5 separate regions of the Homo sapiens genome follow, and regions 1, 2, 3 and 5 are each linked to region 4. A link is a contact called in ENCODE Hi-C or POLR2A ChIA-PET data. All regions are on one chromosome and are shown on one strand. Each heading gives the region's core, a stretch centred on a gene start or an enhancer-like site at or near the end of the contact. The rest is flanking DNA. Distances are from core to core; before and after follow the strand shown.

Region 1 (2,700 bases), core at 184-2,683, 930 kb before region 4:
CAGCCACCTCCTCGGTCGTGCTGGCCGGGCAACCCGGGGTCAAAGCCACCTCACCCTTTGGAAGACATACCAGTTCCCACTCAGGAAGGCTGAGAGGTGAACGACTAACGACTTTCTAACCGCCCAGAGTAGAAGGGGGCAGGTCCACACTCTGAGAGACTCAGCCATGACCTTATTAGACTTAAGGGGTCTATGGGAATGGGAGTGCGCCCCTCCTCTTCCTCGTGACCCCCTCCCCCAGCCCCTGCAGCCCGGCTCCGCGGCGCGCGCCCTCCCCTGGCCACGCGAGGGCCTGCTCCTAGCTCCCGCGTGCAGCGAGCGCCCGCCCTCCGCCCCGCTTCCCAACCCCAGCCAAAAAAAAAAAAAAAGAAAAAATCTCCTCCTCCTCGGAGCGCCCGCCCCGGGGAGGCCCCAGGCTGGAGGGCGGGGGAAGAGGAAGGGCGGGTAAAGGGCGCGCGCGGCCACGGAAGCGGGCACGCGCCCCAGTCTCCTCCTCCCGCCTCCCCCCGGCCGGTTCCCCCCGCCTCCGCAACCCGGCGGGGACCCGGACGCAGCGCAGCCGCCGCCAGCCCCGGAGCGGAGCGGCCGCACCGCCCCCGGGGACCGGATCCGGATTCCCGCCGCTCCCCCCTCCCGGGCTCCCTTCGCCGTCCCCGCCCGCACAGGCGGGCAAGCAGCCGGAGAGAAGCGGCCTAGCCTGCCCCCCGCCCCCGAGCCACCCACCCCGGCCAGAGGCGCCGCCACCGCCCAGCCACCCCGACGCGCACGGAGGAGCCCGGCACAGAGGCGCGACCGCGGCGGGAACCGCCGCCTCCTCCCCCGAGCCTGCGGCCCAGCCCCGCCGGCGCCCCCGCCCCGGCCTCCGGGGAGCCGAGCCAAGGAGAGGGCGGGAGGACGGCGGCCGGGAGGCGGGGGCGCAGCGCTCACCGGCCCCGCCGCCCCCTCCGGCGGCCGGGGAGAACTGCGCCTGCCGGCTCCGAGAAGCGCGGGCTCCTCCGCCAGCGGCCGGGGCTCGGCTCAGGCCTCGCTTCCTGCCTTCCCCTCCCCCGGCTCTCGGCGTCCTCCCAAGTGCCCTGGTCTGCTCGCGCCCGGTCGCCTGCTCGGTGGTCGCTTCGGGTCCCCGCTGGGCGCCCACCGCACCCCGCGGTTCGCTCCCGCCGTCCGGCCCCGACCCCAGCGCGCGTCCTCAGCCGCCTCGGTTACCCGGCGCAGCGCGGCCTCCGGGCTTCCCGCTCCAGCGGCTCCCTCCCTGGCTCTGAGTGGCGGCGCCCTCCCCCGCTCGGCCGGGCACAGCCGCAGCTCCCTCCCGCGGCGGCAGCGGCTCCTCCTCCGGGCGAGGCGGCGGCGCTGGGGCGGCGGCTGCTGCTGCTGTGGCGGCGGCGGCGGCGGCGGCGGCTGTGGCTGCTGCCTGCTGCTCCTCGCGGCGAAAAGCACAAAGCACAGCGCCCTCCGCCTGCAGGCAGCCCGCCCGCCGCCGGCCCCGGCCTCAGCTCGCACACCCCCCGCCGCCGCCGCAGCCTCAGCCGCCGGAGCGGGGAGGAGGAGGGAGAAGGGAGGAGGAGGAGCGGGAGGGGGGGCGGGAGAAGCGGGGCAGCGAGCGCGTCCTTCCCCGTAGAGCGCACACCGACCCCCGGGGAGCGAGCGCCAGCCCGCCCGCCTCGCCGGCTCCGCTCCCTCCCACAGCCTGCCCGGGCGGGCTCCGCGGGGGGCAGCTGGGAGGAGGGGCGGGAGCTGGGGGGACCCGGGCGGCCGAGGCGGAGGGAAGGAAGGAGGGGAGGGGGGTGGTGGTGGTGGTGCTGGCGGCGGCGGCGGCTGCTGCTGCTGCTGCTGCCGCCGCCGGGGAAGGGGGGGGGGGCCGGGGCAGGGAGACACGCAGCCGCCCGGATGGCGGCGGGGCTCGGAGCCTAGGCGGGCGGGCGGGCGCCGAGAGCGACCTCGCCAGACCCGCGGGGGAACTAGCAGGCTTCGCCGGCGAGGGAGGGCCGAGGTGCGGCCGCGGAGAGGGTGCCCGGAGGTGCCCCCGGCGTCCGGGGAGGCTCGGGGGGCGCCCACAGCCCTGCTCCGGAGCTCTCCCCCAAGTTCTCCCAGCTCAGACTAGGGCTTCCAGGCCAGCTCTCTCCCGCCTCCCGGAGCGAGCGGTCCGCGCCCACCCTCATCCCCCGGAGCGTGGCCGCTGGTTTGGGGCGCACGCACGCCGATCGCGGCGTCCAGCTTCGGTGCCTACCTCGCGGTCCTCTCCTTGCCGAACGGCACATACGAAACTTAAAAAAAAACCCGAAAACTAAAACCTCTGCATTAAAAAAAAAAAATCCCCGTTGCTCTTTACACCCCGGAAACGGCAAGGGAACGACGGGCTCCGGCGGAGGGGCCGCTGTGGGAGCCGGTTCAATCCAGCCCGGCATGGTTCTCCAGGCCTGCCCGGGCGCATGAAGATCGGCGCCGCCGCCACTCGTAGCAACCCCTCTCCCCCGAAATCCGCGGCTCCCGGGCTCACTTACCGAGCGTGTGGATGGGAGCGCAGGCCGGGGGCACCTGGGAGCACGGCGGGCCGAACAGTCGAGCCGCAGCTCCGCTGCAGCCGACGCCGGGGCAGCGAGTCGCCAGACAAAGCCCGAGATGGCGAAGCGGAGCGACGGCTAATGGCGAGCCCCACGCGCCGCGCTCCGCCCGCCCCGCTCCGCCCGCCCGCCCGCCCGCCTC
Region 2 (2,700 bases), core at 188-2,687, 730 kb before region 4:
CCTCGGCCTCCCAAAATGCCGGGAATACAGGCGTGAGCCACCATGCCTGGCCTTCAGCAGATTTTTTTTTAAGGTTAGCTATGTCGTGATTGCTGGGTATAATAAGTTTACTCCCAACATAAGCAGAGGGGAATGAATACATAAGACTTAACAGGTGAAAAGGCATGAAACATGCTAAATTTTTGGAAGACTGGCCAAATGATGTCAATTTTCTTATTAAGCAAAACAGACCCCAAGAAAATGGTATGAACAGTGGTATAGAATACCACTGAACCCAACATTTTCACCTCTCTGCTATAGGTTATTAAAATAAAACTACAACATGTTCAAGTGCTGAGATGCACTCCTTTCTTCAAACCTGTGTTGTTTCTTAAAGCATAATCCCTGAAGAGAACTGTGCTGTTTAAGTAATACATGTTATTGGGTAATGAAACAGTCAACTAAGAATAAGTAATCCTGTCAAAAAGCAGTTGCAAACAATTTAGACAAAGTTAATTAAATCATGTATTAACAGATTATATCCTGTACAAATCAGAATACAGTCACTGGTGGCTGCTAGAGGCTTCATCTGTTTTAGTTCTGCTATTTAAAGCTCAGGGAACTACTGTTTTTGTTCACAACTGAAACAGACCTTGGAATTAAATAAGACTTTAGTCCTTTTAGAAAATGTAAAAAGTATAGGAGTTTTCATACTACAGGTATTTTAGCAGAAAGAAGAGGGAGGCTAAAAGCATATTCCTCTGACTGAGATACTGAATCCTACAGTTAAAGGAATTTTTTTTTTTTTGAGACAGGGCCTTGCTCAATATATTACCCAGGCTTGAGTGCAGTGGCACAATCTTGGCTCACTGCAATGTCCACCTCCTGGGCTCAAATGATTCTCCTGAGGAAAACTCTAAATTTCTGTTCCTTGGTAATGTTATGTTACTGCGTAATGAAACCGTCAAGTGTCAAGTAAGAGTAAGTAATCTTGTCAAAAAGCAGATGCAAACAGTTTAGACAAGGTCAATCCTGTCAAAAAGCAGTTGCAAACAGTTTAGACAAAGTTAACTAAATCATGTATTAATAGACTCAGCCCCTCTAGCAGCTGGGACCACAGGCAACTGCCATCACATCCAGCTAATTTTTGGGGGCATTTTTTGTAGAGACCGGGTTTTGCCATGTTGCCCAGACTGGTCTCGAACTTTTGGGCTCAAGTGATCTGCCCGCCTGAGTCTCCTAAAGTGCTGGGATTACAGGTATGAGCCACCACGCTTGGCCTAAAGAATTTCTGAAGATGCTTTACAGTACCAGATTTTGATAATCTGGATCAGACTACCAGAGACTGAAATCGCAAGGAAGTTGGTCCCAACACTATTAGCAAGGAGGCAGCTTTTCAATGTGCCAGTTCCCCAGTATCAGTCAGAAGCCACGGGAACCTGTGTGGGAAGGAAGGAAAAGCATAGGCCTGAGTCACAAATTCAAATGTTTACAGGAGTTTGGCAGGTAACATAATGAGTCACACAGATTGGTGTAAGAGAAAAGATGAAGTGGAGATCACAGCTAGTTGCAGAATGAGCAAAGAGATGGCAACTGTTCAGCTTTAGTCAACTGTTATGTTGAAATGTAGGCCCAATGTTGTCTGATAATTTTAATTTTTCAAGATAAGCCAAAGCCTAAATTATGTAAAATTGAATTTTTAAAATTTGGGAATCAACTGAAATTAAAAAGGGAAAAACTAATAATGTGAAGGCCAGATAAAATATATCTATGAGATAATTTGTGACCTCTCTAGTTTATGTACTAGGAGGACCTTTAGTGGCACAAACAAGAGGCTAAGATTGGAAGAAAAATCCTGAGTAGGTAACAAGGTACAAAGGAAGCAGCCAAAAAGAGAGAAAGAGAGAGAGAGAAGAAAAGAAAAAGAGGAAGAAAGGAAGGGAGGAAGGGAGGGAGGGAAGGAGGATTGACTATAAAGGTGGTGCTGCTATTAATTAATTTACTTTTGGGAAACAATATTCTTTGGAGTTTGAATTTTAGGCCTCTTGAAATGCTAAAGAAAATGATTCTACTGTCATATCCATCAGCAGACAAATTTTTTAAAGATATGCAAAATAATTAAGGAGGCAAGGACGTAGGGATAGAAAAATCTGTAGTATCAAATTTGTCTGTAACTTACACTAAGCCAACAAAGGTAGGAGATGATCAGTGCTAATGTCTTTTTTTTTTTTTTTTGAGATGGAGTCTTGCTCTGTCGCCCAGGCTGGAGTGCAGTGGCATGATCTTGGCTCACTGCAACTTCCACCTCCCGGATTCAGGCAATTCTCCTGCCTCAGCCTCCCCAGTAGCTGGGACTACAGGCACGTGCTGCCACGCCCGGCTTTTTTGTATTTTTAGTAGAGAGGGGTTTTCACCATGTTAGCCAGGATGGTCTCGATCTCCTGACCTTGTGATCCGCCAGCCTCGGCCTCCCAAAGTGCTGGGATTACAGGCGTGAGCCACCGCGCCCGGCTAGTCAGTGCTAATGTCTATTGAGCATTCAGGTGTTATCAGAATTAACTCATGTAAAAAGGAATCATATATTGGATTTCTTCAGAAATGGAAAGGCCTACTCTTAGAGATTTCAAAATGTATTAACATCGATCACTTGAAAACTAGGGTTAAACTACTGAAAAGAGCCAAAATACTTAATCAGCTTCTGTATCTCTGAAGATCAAGCTG
Region 3 (2,700 bases), core at 135-2,634, 1.0 Mb after region 4:
TTTCCACACGAAATGCAAGGCATTTCTAACTCCCCAGATTACCTCACATTCGTTGGATGCCACACAATAGATTATAAAGTATCAAGATATATATTAATTTTTAAAAGTTCACCAGGAGTTGGATATTCTAAACTGGGTTTCTGATTCTTAACAGTGAGAATGAAGTCAAGCTCCTTATTTGGTGGTTAGAGGAGAGGATTTGGCCAGAAATAATTCTTTTAGGATTGACAGACAAGTACTACTTAAGTTCTATCATCTCATCCAAAAACTTGCTTCTTATATTCTGCTTTTAACCCGATCTACACAATGAAAAGCCACGGAGACTAGTTTTGCATGAAAGCAAAGGACTTTTCTAATATGACTTCAGAGCATGCCATGCTTTAAAGTCCATGTTCAACCACTTACTATCATTTTCCAACTCACTCTCTATGGGCCCATCCCATATTTCAACTACAGGTATACCTCCTGGCCCTTTCTATTTCATAAGCTTCTTTGGAAGACAAATCTACTGATTTATGCAATAAACTTTCTACCTCTACTTAACCAATTTGATAATTTAATAGCTGGAGATAATTCTAAATTCCCCAAACCTTAATCAAGAATTTTGGAAAAAAAGAGCTATCTAGAACAGTTATCTTCCTGAAAACACTGTTGTGCTAAACTGAAACACAGCCTTTTCTCAAGAGCTAAGCAGCTACTTGGGTCTACATTTTAATGCACTAAATAATTTTATAAGATCATGTTTGAAACCAAAAAACCCAAAAAGGATTGTCAAGCTAGGTCAGCTTACAAAACCCCTTCTGTTATGAACTAGGAAATCAAACAACAAAACATAAGCTCTAGGAAATGAGCATGGAGGTGCTCCATCCATACTAGCTTTTCCTTGTTTTTTTCTTGAGAGGAGTGACTCTCTGTCACCCAGGCTGGAGTGTAGTGATGCAATCCTGGTTCACTCCAACCTCCACCTCCTGAGTTCAAGGGATTCTCCTGCCTCAGCCTCCCGAGTAGCTGGGATTACAGGCGTCGACCATGACACTCAGCTATTTTTTGTATTTTTAGTAGAGACAGGGTTTCACCATGTTGGCTAGGCTGGTCTCAAATTCCTGACCTCAAGTGATCCTCCCACCTTGGCCCCCTCAAAGTGCTGGGATTACAGGTGTGAGCCACCGTGCCAGCCCATACTAGCTTTTCTGAAGCCTCTTTACTCATTCTTTTGTTCTCTACTCTAGCAGCTAAAGACATCTCCTAAAGAAACAACTAGTGTGCCTCCATACAACCCCTCAGTAAGCACTCAGTATTGAGACTAAACTGTGAAAAGCACTAAAATAAATGCATCATTCATCTATGACCTTCTGAGAATACCACCACCTCATATTTGAATAGACGTCTAGTTTTCATGAGAACTTTCACGCACTCATTTGATCCTCTTTAAAAACCACAGGAAACAGGGCAAGCCATCTTATCAGCTCTATTTACAGAGAGGGAAATCAATTTGAAAAGGTTACATAGCTTAATCAAGGTCACAAAGTGACTGACTGGCCAAGCTGGTACTCAGTCTTATGATAGTCCAGGGCTCTTTCCTCTACACTGATCCTAAATTGAAAAAAAAAATTTTTTTTGGACTGCTCCTGCAAGGTAGGGCTACCCCATAGGCAGAGAGTAGCTGAAAAATTCTGTATGTGTCTATCACAAGAAGTTGAGGCCGGGCGCGGTGGCTCACGCCTGTAATCCCAGCACTTTGGGAGGCCGAAGCCGGCGGATCACGAGGTCAGGAGATCGAGACCATCCCAGCTAAAACGGTGAAACCCCGTCTCTACTAAAAATACAAAAAATTAGCCGGGCGTAGTGGCGGGCGCCTGTAGTCCCAGCTACTTGGGAGGCTGAGGCAGGAGAATGGCGTGAACCCGGGAGGCGGAGCTTGCAGTGAGCCGAGATCCCGCCACTGCACTCCAGCCTGGGCGACAGAGCGAGACTCCGTCTCAAAAAAAAAAAAAAAAAAAAAAAAAGAAGTTGACAGGCCTAAAAGGTTTCACATTTAGATGTTTCTTTTTTTGGAAAAGGTGAAGATCTGGCTGGGCACAGTGGTGCACATCCTTAGGTAGTTCCAGCTACACAGGAGGCTGAGGCAGAAGAACTGCTTGAGCCCAGCCTGAGCAACACAGTGAGACTCCATCACTAAAAATAAGTAAATAAATAAATCACATAAAAAATAAAAAATTTTAAAAGGGGGTAAAGAGCCAATGAATTGACTAAGAAATGTGTTGTTTCAAATCAGAATGACCTTGAAAAGCCATAGTACTTGCATGCAAAAATATGATCCGATTTAAAAAGTCAATATGCTTAAAATACAACAGAAAAATCAACCAATATATGTATTTCGTATTACTGGTTTAAAATTTCTGAATATGCTGTAAAGAGAAGGAGGTGAAAAACGTCAACCAGACTGGGGTGGTGGCTCATGCCTGTAAACCCAGCACTTTGGAAGGCCAAGGTGGGTGGATCACTTGAGTTCAGGAGTTCACGACCAGTGTGGGCAAGGTGGCAAGATCCTGTCTCTACAAAAAATACAAAAATTAGCCAGATGTGGTAGCATGCGCCTGTAGTGCCAGCTACTCGGGAGGCTGAGATAGAAGAATTGCTTGAGACTAGGAGGCAGAGGGTGTAGTGGGCAGAGATCATACCACTAACCCCTCCAGCCTG
Region 4 (2,700 bases), core at 36-2,535:
GGGGGAATCGGCCCCCCCAGCCCTGCGCCAGAATCCCCTGCAGCAAGTTTCGGAGCAAGGCCTCCTCCATGCTTCCCTCCCAGTCTTGCCCAGCGCCCACTGATGAGGAAGGGCCTCTGCGGGTGAGACCTGCTTCCCTCTCGGATAGCCAGGGCTGATGATTTCAACTCATTAATCATTCCGAACTCTTCCCAACAAACAGCCTCATGGCTGTCCCGGACCTCCTCTGTCCCGGCTCAGGAAATGATCTCGGTCGGAAGTGAAAAGACCAAATCGGCCCCAGGAGGCCATTTTCTTCGACAGAAGCTGAGGCGTGGGGGCGTGGCCTTCCCCCGCTTCCCCCTCCACTCCCCCGCCCGCCCCCGGCCCCGGCTTTCCGATCTCGGCCCAGGGAAGAGCCTTGGTCGCGAATCACCAGTTTGCATTTGCCCCTGGGGCGGGGGCGGCTTTCTGAGACCAGGCTGGGGCTGGGACTCCGCCACCTTCAGCTAAGGGTACCGAGGTCAGTCCGGGAGTCGCGTCACCGGGACTCGAACCCGCCTCTTCGTCTTCCGAGGCCTAGTGCGAGCCTGCGGCGCTAAACGCAGTCACACTGTCCCTTTAAGGCGGCACTTTTTATTCTTCATTTGTTTACTTCTTCATGCGCTCTTCGGTCTTTACAAAATGTGCTCGCGATATCCTTCCGCAAGTGTCAGTCTCAGGCACTCACCACCCGCCTTGAAGCCATTTCTATAATCTTAAGACTCGCGAGTTAGCAGCCGTGGGCCGACGTCTCTCTTTATAGGATTTAATTCTTTTACATTTTAGGGACTACTTTTTAGGAATAAACCATTCTTGCGTTAGTTAATAAAGGTTCATAACCTTCGGAACCCCTCCGCTGAGAACAAAATACGATAATAGCCTTTATAACGCACCTTTTCATAAAAATATTCTGTGAGGACTCTCATAGGCCATCGAATCTTCTCGTATTCCTGAAACAGAATGGTACGGTCCAGAACCCGCCCCATCTTCTCTGCGATTGGCCGTCCTTCCTCAGCGAGTCGTGTGATTTTTCACCAATGGCCGCTCGCGTTTCTTTAGCGAGGTCTAAGCGATGGAAGGTGGCGGCCAGGGAGACGCCCCCTACGCGTCCTGGGATTGGCTACGTCGCACGGCGCGCGAGGGCGGCGGGCCCGAAAGATAAGAACTACGACTCCCGGCGCCCCGCAAAGGGAACTCCGTTACGCATGCGCACGGGCGGGGCGAAAAAGCTTCTATATAAAAGGGGCGCAGAGGACTGGGAGACAGCAGTTGGAAGTTGGCAGGTGGAGAGGCAGGTTGGGAGGGAAAGTCGGGGGAGGACGCGGAAGAGGAGCTGTGGGAAGGGGGAGGAGGGAGGGAGGAAAAGAGGAGGAGGCGGAGGAGAACTGAGCAGAGCAGAGCATCGAGCCAAAGGGGAGATGAGTTTGTCTGTCCTCTGCTGAGGCTACGGCCGGGCCTAGGGAACTGGGAGCTTGGGTGGAAGCGACACCCGTGGAAGTGGGAGGAGGTGGCGCCGGGACTTTAACCCCTTGTGGGCTCTGCGGCAGGGGATTTAACCCTTTGTGGATCTGGCCCCTCGGAGGCAGCGTCATCGGTAGTTTTAACCCCTTCGGGGCTGGGTTTCACGCACTGGACTTACCCTCATCACCTTGCTCACCAACTCCTTTATTGGGGTGCTCCGCTTGGAGGTTTGAGGCCCACCTCCGCCCATTACGTACTGTTCCTGCCGCTGCACCCCCTTGGACCCGCTAGCTGGCCGCACTGTGGGCGCTTAACCCTTTACTGACTTGAGCTCCCCAGATTGCAGTTGGAGTTTGCTGATAGAAGGACTAGCTAAAGGCGTCACTGCAGGAATTACAAACTGAAGAGGACTCTGTTGGACTGTTTTTTTTTTCTTTTTCTTTTTTTTAAGAAAAACCCATTTTTTTCCTTAAGGACTTACTAGCCAAAATTTCTTAAACTTCGAGGACTCTACTAGCCATGGCCGAGCCATTCTTGTCAGAATATCAACACCAGCCTCAAACTAGCAACTGTACAGGTGCTGCTGCTGTCCAGGAAGAGCTGAACCCTGAGCGCCCCCCAGGCGCGGAGGAGCGGGTGCCCGAGGAGGACAGTAGGTGGCAATCGAGAGCGTTCCCCCAGTTGGGTGGCCGTCCGGGGCCGGAGGGGGAAGGGAGCCTGGAATCCCAACCACCTCCCTTGCAGACCCAGGCCTGTCCAGAATCTAGCTGCCTGAGAGAGGGCGAGAAGGGCCAGAATGGGGACGACTCGTCCGCTGGCGGCGACTTCCCGCCGCCGGCAGAAGTGGAACCGACGCCCGAGGCCGAGCTGCTCGCCCAGCCTTGTCATGACTCCGAGGCCAGTAAGTTGGGGGCTCCTGCCGCAGGGGGCGAAGAGGAGTGGGGACAGCAGCAGAGACAGCTGGGGAAGAAAAAACATAGGAGACGCCCGTCCAAGAAGAAGCGGCATTGGAAACCGTACTACAAGCTGACCTGGGAAGAGAAGAAAAAGTTCGACGAGAAACAGAGCCTTCGAGCTTCAAGGATCCGAGCCGAGATGTTCGCCAAGGGCCAGCCGGTCGCGCCCTATAACACCACGCAGTTCCTCATGGATGATCACGACCAGGAGGAGCCGGATCTCAAAACCGGCCTGTACTCCAAGCGGGCCGCCGCCAAATCC
Region 5 (2,700 bases), core at 45-2,544, 820 kb before region 4:
GGGGGCTGATGCCCGCAGGGTCCTGGTCAGCCATCTTGAAGCTTCAGTCCTGAAAACCAAACCTCAAACAGACCACAACTCCAGGGATGGCAGGAAAGGAGGCTGGGCCACTGTGAGACTTTTGTTTTGAGACGGCGTCTCGCTCTGCGCACTGTTGCCAGGCTGGAGTGCAGTGGCACCATCTTGGCTCACTGCAACATCCACCCCCGTTCAAGCGGTTCTCTTGCTTCAGCCTCCCAAGTAGCTGGGACTACAGGCGCGCACCACCACGCCTAGTTAATTTTTGCATTTTTAGTAGAGACAGGGTTTCACCATGTTGGCCAAGATGATCTCGATCTCCTGACCTCGTGATCCGCCCGCCTCAGCCTCCCAAAGCACTGGGATTACAGGCGTGAGCCACCGCACCCGGCCCACTGTGAGACTTTAACCCAACCCTCATCCACCGCCCTCGAAACATCTGTTGCCTCAACAACCCTGGCAATGACCTCTAAAGCAGGGACTGTCCGCCCCCCTCCGCCGGGGAAAACTAAGGCTCGGGGAGACGAGGTGGCCTGCCCAAGGTCACTCAGGAGTGGTTCCGAAGGAAGCTAGGGTGCCAGACCTATCGCTCGAATGCAGTAGGAGCCAGGGTCCTTCCCTCGTCCACCTCGCACGTGTCCACTGCGCACCTCCTACGTGCAGGCGCGGATTTGGCCCTCGTGGCCCCAAAATCAGAGTACCTGTGCTGCCCCCACAGCCCCCACTCCAGCACCAAGGCCCCGGGCAGGCACCTGAGAGCCCAAGTTACTGGGCGTGGAGGGACGGCCGGGCATCGAGGGTGACGTGTAAACAGATCCGGTGACCAAGAAGGGCCCGTCGCCTCCTCAGGACTGCGGGCTGGGATGCCCGGCCCTCCCCGCCCGGCCGGACGGGCCAGACCCGGGGCCCGGAGAGAAAGAGCAGTCTCTGGGTTCCCGCCCCAAAATGCAGGCCCGGGGCGCAGCCGGGAGAGCGGGAAGTAGGAACGTAGGACCAGGACGTCTCCCCGACCCTCGGCGACACTCCCGGCCCCGAACGGCGGAGAGCCGCCAGGTGAGGGGGACCACGCCAGCTCGACGGCCCCAGCACCTGCCCTGGCTCGCACGGCCGCCCGGAGACCCCCGCTTCCGTCTCCGCCCCCAGCCCCGGCCCAGTGCCGCCTACCTGGCTCTAGGCTGGTGCTCGTGCGGCGCGGCGCCCAGGGTCAGGCGGGCCCATACCGGCTCCGCCGCCTGTGCGCGGTCCGCGCGCGCTCGCAGCGCACCTAGGCCGACGCCGAAAGCAGCCAAGGGGGCCCCGCCCCTACACCGCGCCACGAGGCCCCGCCCGCCGCGGGCCGACCAGCCGCAAGCCCGGAGTGTCCCCGGCTCCGCCCACTCGCGTCTCCGCCCGGACCTGCGACGGTCCCGCCCCCTTGACGGGGCCGCGCGGGCGAGTTCCATGCCTGTCCAGCGCTGAGAGCTGCCGGCCAACTTCGCGGTCTCCACGTCGCGCTTAACGTGGCAGCAGCACGCACTTCCAGCATCTTTTTTTAGACAGCATCTTTTTCAGCCTCGCTCTGTCGCCGAGGCTGGAGGGCAGTGGCGCGATCTAGGCTCACTGCAGCCTTGACCTCCCGGGTTCAAGCGATCCTCCTGCCTCAGCCTCCGGAGTAGCTGGGACCACAGGCGCGCGCCGCCACGCCCGGCTGGTTTGTTACTTTTATTTTTGTCTCCCTATTTTGCCCAGGCTAGTCTGGAACTCCTGGGCTCAAGCGATCCGCCCACCTCGGTCTTCGAAAGTGCTGGGATTCCAGGCGTGAGCCGCCGCGCCGGCCTTAACAGCGCATTTTCACCAGCCCCGCCCCGGCCGCGCGCGGCACTGGAAACCCCAGCGCCTTCTGGACGGCGAGGGTGACGCACTGGCCCTCTTCCTCGGTGTCCTCAGGTGCGTGGCGGCGGCAGTGAGAATGAGTTCTTCGAGATCGCCGGGAGACCACACAATAACGACGAAGTTACTTGCCGGGCTACCCGCCGAGACTTGAAAACTTCGCGGCGACTTCTCTCGCCGGCCTTAGCATCGCCCCCATTTTTCAGGTTACAGGACAGGCCTGCAACTGCAAAACGCTTTGTAAACCACAGGGCCCCGCGCGGGTGTGCGCCACTGGGTTAGCTGAGCTGCAGCCCGGGCCGGGCGGGCTGGGACGTGAGCAAGCCGGGGGAGACGGGAGAGCCATGGGGAGCCAGATCCCACCTTCGCGTGACCTTGGGCAAATCACAACCTCGCCTAAGGCCCGGAATGACTCTGCGCGGAGAGGAAGAGCACTGAGTGCGGGAGGGCATCGACGTTTTGGTGTTGGTTGCTCTCGTATCGTGATTTCTTCTGAGTCTCAAAACTCTTTGCAGTAGGTTATTGTTGAAATAGATTACCACAGGCCGGGCGCGGTGGCTCACGCCTGTAATCCAGCACTTTAGGAGGCCGAGGCGGGCGGATCACTTGAAGTCAGGAGTTCGAGACCAGCCTGGCCAACATGGTGAAACCCCGTCTCTACTAAAAATACAAAAGTAGCCGGGCATGATGGCTGGCGCCTGTAATCCCAGCTACTCGGGAGGCTGAGGCAGGAGAATCGCTTGAACCCGGCCGGCGGAGGTTGCAGTGAGCCGAGATCGCACCACTGCATTCCAGCCTGGGCAACAGAGTAAC

The links. Hi-C counts contacts between places; a loop is a spot of excess contacts on that map. ChIA-PET counts read pairs that join two places held with the same protein, here RNA polymerase II (POLR2A). Pooled maps may share reads with other maps.
Region 1: a loop to region 4 is called in a pooled map, with 9 times the contacts of the local background. The contact joins the promoter of UBTF here to the promoter of HEXIM1 in region 4. A Hi-C loop is called at or near these places in 4 of 37 single-sample maps with no recorded cell type and 10 of 50 pooled maps. POLR2A ChIA-PET finds 5 or more read pairs at or near these places in 7 of 52 experiments (A673, B cell, CD4-positive, alpha-beta T cell and 3 more).
Region 2: a pooled map shows a loop between it and region 4 (2.2-fold over the local background). The contact joins the enhancer-like site here to the promoter of HEXIM1 in region 4. A Hi-C loop is called at or near these places in 1 of 50 pooled maps. POLR2A ChIA-PET finds 5 or more read pairs at or near these places in 3 of 52 experiments (GM10248, HEK293 and T-cell).
Region 3: a loop to region 4 is called in a pooled map, with 2.2 times the contacts of the local background. The contact joins the enhancer-like site here to the promoter of HEXIM1 in region 4. A Hi-C loop is called at or near these places in 2 of 50 pooled maps. POLR2A ChIA-PET finds 5 or more read pairs at or near these places in 2 of 52 experiments (activated CD4-positive, alpha-beta T cell and activated T-cell).
Region 5: a map of naive thymus-derived CD4-positive, alpha-beta T cell shows a loop between it and region 4 (10-fold over the local background). The contact joins the promoter of SLC25A39 here to the promoter of HEXIM1 in region 4. A Hi-C loop is called at or near these places in 1 of 168 maps with a recorded cell type or tissue (naive thymus-derived CD4-positive, alpha-beta T cell), 4 of 37 single-sample maps with no recorded cell type and 8 of 50 pooled maps. POLR2A ChIA-PET finds 5 or more read pairs at or near these places in 3 of 52 experiments (GM12878, H1 and K562).

What each region holds. Positions count from the first base shown.
Region 1 is chr17:44,218,242-44,220,941 of GRCh38, forward strand. It overlaps UBTF (upstream binding transcription factor), which reads right to left and starts at 1,434. Exons shown (of 21, transcript NM_014233.4): 1 at 1,204-1,434; 2 at 1-55. All of the region lies in intron 1 of ATXN7L3-AS1 (ATXN7L3 antisense RNA 1), which reads left to right. RefSeq lists silencers at 161-330, 381-1,400, 1,160-1,324, 1,451-2,140, 2,651-2,700.
Region 2 is chr17:44,416,259-44,418,958 of GRCh38, forward strand. The region is part of intron 6 of GPATCH8 (G-patch domain containing 8); the gene reads right to left. Among named protein-coding and RNA genes, the nearest start is that of ITGA2B, 28 kb to the left of the region's middle. Within about 2 kb of position 1,438, at least 4 of the 41 ENCODE cell types and tissues checked have a DNase peak (open chromatin) inside an H3K27ac peak, as active enhancers do.
Region 3 is chr17:46,144,852-46,147,551 of GRCh38, forward strand. All of the region lies in intron 2 of KANSL1 (KAT8 regulatory NSL complex subunit 1), which reads right to left. Among named protein-coding and RNA genes, the nearest start is that of KANSL1, 47 kb to the right of the region's middle. Within about 2 kb of position 1,385, at least 3 of the 41 ENCODE cell types and tissues checked have a DNase peak (open chromatin) inside an H3K27ac peak, as active enhancers do.
Region 4 is chr17:45,147,190-45,149,889 of GRCh38, forward strand. HEXIM1 (HEXIM P-TEFb complex subunit 1) reads left to right here and starts at 1,286. Exons shown (of 1, transcript NM_006460.3): 1 at 1,286-2,700. The coding sequence starts at 2,002. It overlaps HEXIM2-AS1 (HEXIM2 antisense RNA 1), which reads right to left. Exons shown (of 3, transcript NR_186789.1): 3 at 2,473-2,700. RefSeq lists enhancers at 389-1,271, 1,675-1,724, 1,775-1,824, 1,875-1,984, 2,389-2,700 and 1 more.
Region 5 is chr17:44,323,529-44,326,228 of GRCh38, forward strand. It overlaps SLC25A39 (solute carrier family 25 member 39), which reads right to left and starts at 1,295. Exons shown (of 12, transcript NM_001143780.3): 1 at 1,183-1,295; 2 at 1-49. The coding sequence starts at 34. It overlaps LOC124904009 (a long non-coding RNA gene), which reads left to right and starts at 1,925. Exons shown (of 2, transcript XR_007065768.1): 1 at 1,925-2,093. RefSeq lists silencers at 838-1,057, 1,078-1,507 and enhancers at 1,608-1,797, 1,958-2,037, 2,088-2,147, 2,218-2,700, 2,328-2,377.